3 separate regions of the Homo sapiens genome follow, and all the other regions are linked to region 3. Evidence: read pairs that join two places in POLR2A ChIA-PET (ENCODE). Cell type or tissue: K562. All regions are shown on one strand.

What was found. ChIA-PET counts read pairs that join two places held together with the same protein. Peaks named below come from ENCODE experiments on the same cell type or tissue, not always from the same donor. Only the 100,000 strongest peaks of a DNase experiment are listed, where the experiment ranks them.
Region 1: POLR2A ChIA-PET joins it to region 3 with 5 read pairs; 6 of 35 experiments call an interaction of 5 or more read pairs at or near these places.
Region 2: POLR2A ChIA-PET joins it to region 3 with 5 read pairs; 6 of 35 experiments call an interaction of 5 or more read pairs at or near these places.

Annotation. Positions count from the first base shown.
Region 1 is chr20:50,227,924-50,230,423 of GRCh38, forward strand. No RefSeq gene overlaps it. Among named protein-coding and RNA genes, the nearest start is that of CEBPB-AS1, 37 kb to the left of the region's middle. In K562, a CTCF peak has its summit at 1,198; a DNase peak (open chromatin) is centred at 1,233.
Region 2 is chr20:50,223,620-50,226,119 of GRCh38, forward strand. No RefSeq gene overlaps it. Among named protein-coding and RNA genes, the nearest start is that of CEBPB-AS1, 33 kb to the left of the region's middle. RefSeq lists enhancers at 578-1,078, 1,079-1,579. In K562, a CTCF peak has its summit at 1,004; a DNase peak (open chromatin) is centred at 1,020.
Region 3 is chr20:50,303,179-50,305,678 of GRCh38, forward strand. The region is part of intron 2 of LINC01270 (long intergenic non-protein coding RNA 1270); the gene reads left to right. Among named protein-coding and RNA genes, the nearest start is that of LINC01270, 12 kb to the left of the region's middle. RefSeq lists an enhancer at 1,802-2,500. In K562, no CTCF peak of the experiment used is centred here; a DNase peak (open chromatin) is centred at 1,000.

The DNA of each region.
Region 1 (2,500 bases), 75 kb before region 3:
AAATTCCTGTAGATTGCTCAGCACAGTGCTGGGCACACGGTAGGCACTCGCTAAGGAGTGGTTGGCATCCACTGGTCTATGGCCCAGTGGTTAAGGCAAGGGTTTGTATATCAGGCAGACCTGGGTCTGAGTCCTGGCTCTGCCCCCATGGGCTGCCGTGAGGATTATATAGAGCTCTAGATGTAAAGTACCCAGTTTGGTTCCTGGTACCTAACAGGTGTGTGGACAGTGGGAATAAAATCAGGATCTTTGTGACTCTGAAGACCAGTGTTAGGCCACCCCGACATCCTGGGTGGGAAGGTGACTTTCTTCCATTGAAAGGTGGGGAAGGCTCTGGCCCTTTCACGGTAAGGAAACAGTTTCAGAGAGGCGACATCACTAGCCTAGGTGGGCACCTGGGTCTGCTTGTCCGTAGAGCTTGTCTTTCCAAAAGGGGAAATCTCTGGGTTGAGGGTGTCCCATGGGGCCCCTTGAGTGTCACTGTGCATGCTGCTGGAACAGCCTTTTTTTTTAAGAGGGTCTTACTCTGTCACCCAGGCTGGAGTGCAGTGGCGCAACCACAGCTCACTGCCTCCTCAACTTCCTGGGCTCAAGTGATCCTCCCACCTCAGCCTCCCGAGTAGCTTGGGACGACAAGACTGCATCATCCGCCTGGCTAATTTTTAATTTAATTTTTTGTAGAGACAGGGTCTTGCTATGCTGCCTGGGCTGGTCTCGATCAGTGATCCTCCTGCCTCGGCCTCCCACAGTGCTGGGATTACAGGCGTGAGCCTCCACACCCTGCCTGGAACACCCTTTTAGTGGTTAATGAAAGCAGGTGACACATACCGTGAAGAAGGCAACTCTTGGCATGAGGTTCTGGGACCCAGCAGTGTTCAGGGCCCGCCACCCCAGACTGGGGACCAGGGCATGGCTTTGTATGTATGGGAGGTGGCTTGGGGTCTTGGGGTTGGGGCAGACCCCAAGAGGCCTGGCCTGGGCCTTTTTCCCTCTATCCAACCAGCCCCACAGCACTCTGTCCAATTGTTTATTTCTTGTTACTGTTGGGCGTTTTGAGGCATTTCTTCCAACTGTCCAGAATCCGAACCTCCTTCCTATGTGTGGAGAATTTTCTGCTGTATGAGGCAGATGTTCTGTCTCCCACAAAGGAGGCTGTGAACATGAGCCTCAGATTCTGCCCCCTGTGGCCAGAGCATGGACAATTAGCTCGGCCATCTAGGTGCACTGTCCTGGGCCCCTGGGGAGTCCATTCAGGGTCCATCCAGAGGCTTCATTTATGCACGTCACGTCCTTCTCCTGCTCAGAATCCTCCCATAGCTCCCCATTGTCCTCAGGATAGACTTCAACTCCTGCCCGTGTCCCGCAAGATTTGACGTGATGGAGCTCCACTGACCGCCCCTCCTCTCCCTTTCACCCCTCCAACCACAGGAACCTCCCTCAGCTAAAGTCAATATGCCGAGCTGGTACCTGCTTCAGGGCCTGTACGTTTGTTGTTTCTTCTGTTACTATATCTCATTTCACAGGTGAGGAAATGGGGCTGGAGGAGGGGAGAAGGAAACAGGGCGTGGTGGAAGGAGAACTCCAACTGAGGTTGGGCTGGCCTTGGCCTGGGCCTCAGCCTTGTGGTAATCACAATCCACGCCAGAGACTGCCTCCTCCAGGAAGTCAAAACAGATCCTTTTTGTAGACGGATCCCTCTCCTTGCCTCTGCTCAGCCTGACTTAGGCATTCTCTCGGGCATTTGGGTGTGTGTGTGTGGAGGTGACATTGCCCCCACAGGGGTGGAAATTAATTCTTATGGGGTAAAAAACATCTTAATTTTTTTATGTATAAAGCGAAGATAGGCCGGGTGCGGTGGCTCATGCCTGTAATCCCAGCACTTTGGGAGGCCGAGGCAGGTGGATCATTTGAGGTCAGGAGTTCAAGACCAGCCTGGCCAGCATGGTGAAACCCTGTCTCTACTAAAAATACAAAAATTAGCTGGGTGTGGTGGCAGGTGCCTGTAATCCCAGCTACTCGGGAGGCTGAGGCAGGAGAATCGCTTGAACTCAGGAGGCGGAGGTTGCAGTGAGCAGAGGTGGCTCCACTGCACTCCAGCCTGGGTGACAGAGCGAGACTCCATCTCAAAAATAAATAAATAAATAAATAAAAATAAACTCACCTTAACTTGATTTGAATCCACGCAATACCTCAACTGAATTCAACTCAACAGAACTCCACTCATTGTGTTTAGTTGAACTCGACTCAGCTTAATGTGTCTCCACTCAACCCTCCTTTGCTCAGTTTGACACAACCCAGCTCATCAGCACGACTGACATCAGCCCTGCGCCCCTCCACTCAGCAGAGCGCAGTTCAGGTGAAAACTCACCTCTACCTGACTCAACTCAACCCAACTAACTCTGCTTAACTCACCTCACCTCCGCTCAGCTCAGCTGACCTCAGTTCACCTCAGTTTACTTCAGCTCAGCGCCACTCACTGCAATCCCACCCACCTCAGCTC
Region 2 (2,500 bases), 80 kb before region 3:
GAGATGTGTTGGGTTTGGCCTGCATGGTGCTTTTGCTGCAAGTTAAAATGAGTTGCCAACTATGAAAAATCAGAATGTCGTACACAAACATCCAGATTCCCGGCTTCTCTTGGGAAATGGGAAGATGCAGGGACTCGGGTTCATAGTCCTGGGTGCTGGGGCTGGGGAGTGGCTGTCCCCTCTAGACAGGACATGACCACAGTTGTCTCCTGCCAGTTTCACTTTTATGTCCCTGCCCGATCTTGTAGGCAGTTGAGTTTGCAATCCCTGCTCTGGGCTTTAACAATCAGTTACCCCTTGGCAAGATGGGACAGTGAGGCTCAGAAGAGGCAAGTGACAATGGTCATTGCACAGCGAGCTGGAACTCAGGTCACAATCATTCAACAGGTCTTTATTGAGCTCCCACTGTGTACTAAGCCCTGGAGACAAAGACCACAACAGATATAGTTCTTGCCTTCTGGGGGGTGACAGTCTGTTGTTCCACAGGCATACCATCCACCCTTATTGCTGGAGGCAATAGGATCTGTTAGAGACAGGTCCTTTATGATCCCTCAGAGTAGGTGGAAGCAGATTCCCCATAGCTTCTGGGCCCCATCCAGGCCAGAGAATGGACTCTGAAAGGTGCAAGGGGAGTGGAAGCAGCCATCTTGGAAGGAAGCTCTTGGCAAGTGTTCTTACTAGAGGGGGATGTCCCTAATCTCCTACCTGGGCTCCCAGAGAGCAGGAAGGATGAGCAAGGTGGGCTCAGAGGGGTCGCAGGTGGGGGTGGTGGGGGACAGGAGGGGAACAGAGAAGGCACAGTGGCATCAGCTAGACAGAGCATGGGGACTTTCCCATCCTGGTTGAACCAAGGGTGAATCAATTAGGTCCTTCTAAGACAAGAAGTGGAGGGCAAGATGCTGAAATACCCAAGCTGCCCACCTACTAGTCCAGGAGAAAGGGCTTTGCTCAGCCAGTCTGGGAGGAAGTGTTTGTCCTCTTGCCTCCCACTCCACTGCACCACCCCTGGCCCGGAGGAGAAAGTGCAGCCTGGAACCTCTGTCCCCAGTGCCTCAATGCTGGACCCAGCTTGGGCCATTGCAGACCAGCTGGCCTTCCAGGAGCCACATCTGAAGAGCATCAAGCAGCCCACATGCTCCGTGGCCAGCTCCCCACTGACGCGGGGGGATGAATAACAGTCCCAGCCATCATGTGCATTTGCTAAAAATAAACTGACATACTTTTTGCATTGGGAAACAATGTGGATTCCAAACATTCTCAAAGGGCAGAGAGGGGAAAAAAGGAAGAATGGAAATCAAGTTTTCGAGCTTAGCAATTAATTAGTGCCTGTAAACAAATGACTCATGATCTTTCCTGACTATTTTTCTTTCCATTTTGCGTGGATTTTCGCAGGGACTCAGGGAAGAATGCCAAATGAGCCAAGCTGATAGGCAAGACAGGACCCAGATGGGACTGTCTTGAGGGGGCGTTGTCCAGTTGGAGAGTGTGAGGAAGAGCATCAGGTGGAAGAACAACATGTGCGATGGCTATGAGGACTAAAAGATCTTGGCATGTCCAAGGAACACTGAGGAGGCCCATGTGGCTGGAGTAGAATGGGTGAAGGGGTGAGGTCAGATAGATCCACGGGACTTGGAACATACAGACCCTTAGTGGTGTATTAAGGCATTTATATTTGATCTAGAAGACAGTGGGAGCCATGAGAGGGTTTTAAACCAGGAAAGAACATCATCTGATTTATATAATGGTGTCATGTAAAAAACAGATGATCAGGCCAGACACAGTGGCTCACACTTGTAATCCCAGCATTTTGGGAAGCCGAGGTGGGTGGATCACCTGGGTCATGAGTTCAAGACCAGCCTGGCCAACATAGCGAAACCCTGTCTCTACTAAAAATACAAAAATTAGCTGGGCATGGTGGCAGGCACCTGTAATCCCAGCTACTCAGGAGGCTGAGGCAGGAGAATCACTTGCACCCCGGAGGTGGAGGTTGCAGTGAGTGGAGATCGTGCCATTGCACTCCAGCCTGGGCAACAGAACAAGATTCTGTCTCAAAAAAAAAAAAATCAGAAAAATATATTCTACATGTTCTCTGTTGTTTAGATGCTTCTGATACTTAGATTTCCTCAACAAATGATTATCTAATTGTTATGTTTCTTAGGGGTTTACACATGTAATGTTTGTTTCCTCTCCTTAGAACATCAGCCCTATGATAACAGGGACCTTGTCGGTCTTGTTTACTTCTGTGTCCTCAGTGCCTAGACCACTGCTTTGCACACAGTAGGAGCTCAGCAAGGGCTTTTCAAGAGAATGAACACTCTGTGCAATGTCAGAGGCCTCATTCCACCTTACAGGGCAGGGAGGTCTTCCAAGGCCAGTCTGGATGGTCCCCAGGAGAGGCAGGTTTTATTTAGTTCAAAATAAGAAGAAGTTTTATGGCTGGAACATCGATTCTGCAAGGAATTGAACCCCCTGGTAATGGGGTCATTCCAGCTGGGCCCAT
Region 3 (2,500 bases):
CTCACACCTGTAATCCCAGCACTTTGGGAGGCCGAGGCGGGCAGATCACCTGAGGTCACGAGTTTGAGATCAGCCTGGCCAACATGGTGAAACCCCATCTCTACTAAAAATAAAAAAATTAGCTGGGCTGTGGTGGTGCATGCCTGTACTCCCAGCTATTCGAGAGGTTGAGGCAGGAGAATCTCTTGAACCCGGGAGGTGGAGGTTGCAGTTAGCCAAGATCGTGCCATTGCACTCCAGCCTGGGCAACAGAGTGAGACCCAATCTCAAAAAAAAAAAAAAAAAAAAAAGGAACAGCCTATGCAAAGGTTCAGAGATCAGAAAAGACATCGTGGAGAAGTGGGTAGTTCGGGCTGGCTGGAACATACAAATTGTAAGGGAGAGGTCAGAGGCTTTAAGGCTGGCCAAGGTGCTACACTTCCTTTGAAAATAATGGGGAGCTTCTGATAGTAAACAGCAGAAAATAGTAGGTGTCTTTCAGGCTCCTGCAGGAGGCTGAATTTGAGGGAGAGGAAGTATCGTTGCAGGGAAAGTAGCGAGGTGGCAAGGAATTGCAGCCACCTGAGTGAGAGGTGATGAGATTGACCTGGCATGGCAGCCTCAGAGGAGGGGAGGGTGGATGGATTTGAGGGAGGTTGAGGACGAGACTCCCAGGCTTTGGTGACCAATTGGGTTGGAGGCATGGCGGCGGGAGGCTTTATGGATGATGCTCATGTTTCTGGCTTTGGACGCTGAACAGTTGTGCAGCCTTCCAAAAGAAGGGAGACAGGCAGAGGGACAGTTTGGGGGAAGTTGCTGAACTTGCTTTGGGCATACTGATTTGGAGGATGCCTGGGGGCCATCCAGGAGGAGGCATCGGGGAAGTGTACAGACATGTGGTCAGAGGCTGAGACAACAGATTGGATATGGACAACCACCCACGACTTTGGAGAAAATGAGTGAAATATTCATTCAACAAATAGCACAGGGGAGCCTGAGACACACTATCTGTTCATGTCTGAATACCTGGCAGTGGGCCAAGGGCCTGGCTGCTTGTTCAATAAGCCAGGAGGAAGCGCTGGAGCAAGACTTGGAGGGTGGGCTGGGTTCTACCAGGAAGAGACAGGATGAGGGCCCAGTGGTCAAGTGCGTGAGGCCTGGGTTTAAGTCCAGCTCCTCTGTGTGTTGATTGCAGGGGCCTGGGCCAGATGTTTTCCCTCCCTGAGCCTGTTTCATCTGAAAATTGGTTATAAGGGACATGGTGAAGCTTCAAAGTTGTGCTTGTGGAAGCAGGTAGCTTGGAGCATGGAGCGGACTTTTGGGGGACAACTTGGGACACAGAGAGTCACCCACTTCCTGGTGTGGCAGAGCCACGGGGGATGGGGAGAGAGAAATTAGGATCCGCCTGAAAAACATCCACAGCTGTGTCCCATGTGAGAAAGGAGACCTCGGCTCCCGCCCAGGCTCCCTTTCACCCCCCAGCCTGCTGGAGCTGGCGGGCGGGGGAATCATCTCCATGGAGTGGAGGAGGGGACCAGATGACAGAAAACTTCTCCACGTCCCTTGGAGCTGCTGGAGCTGGGTCCTGGCCACCGTCCCAACCCATAGCTCCTGACTCGGGGTCAGGCTGAGATTTGCTCCTTCTCTGCCTGCTCCATTCAGCTGCAGCGAACAGAGGCTGCAAACTGGAGGCCTCAGGGGCCCAATCTGGCGCCCAAGCCTGTGGGGCTTTCCTCAGCCCACATAGAATTTTTAAATGAATGAAGCCAATATTTAAGAATCTGTGGGTACTACATAAAAACCTGTGTTTTGATTCCCTCTGGAAAATCAGGGCACGGAGCATCCGATCATATTGGGCCCTGTTCTCTAGGGACCACCATCAACCGGAGCTGAGAGGTGACTGTCTTCAGACAAGGCATGTGCCCCAGTCCCCACCACTCCCTCTTGTCTCTCTGATGCTGAGGCCAAGGAATAGTAGCTATTTATCATCTTACCCCAGCCCACTCTGCTCATTTTAAATTCCTGCCTGGTCCCTGGTGACACAGTTTTCAACCCCAGAGCCAGTCTCTTTTTCCTCTAAAACCACCCAGACTTTGGCCCTGGTTCTAGGCCTGAATTGGCTTCCCAAGAACCCCAGTCTCTGAGCTCCTCAGGGTCATGGTTTACCTTTCCTTCTGCCCCACAAGGCCCAGCACCACCCCCGGGGGACGATGACGGGCTGAGACTTGGCTGGTGTTGGGGGGCCGGCTGGGCCTGTGGGAGGCAGACCCACATGTGCTCTGAGATGTGTCAGCTGGGCCTGGTCACACTCTCTGCGGCTCATCCCTGAGGCATGTGGAACCAGGCGCTGTGCTCGTGGCCCAGCCAGGGTGGTAGGCGGGGCCAGGCCCGGGACATGGTGTATGTCAAGGCCACGCACAACAGGCCTGATGTTCCAGCCGCAAACACATTGGTTGGAAAGAGGAAAGGAGGAGGGAGAGGCAGAGCCGCTTTAAAGACAGTACCCAAAATACAGAGGCAG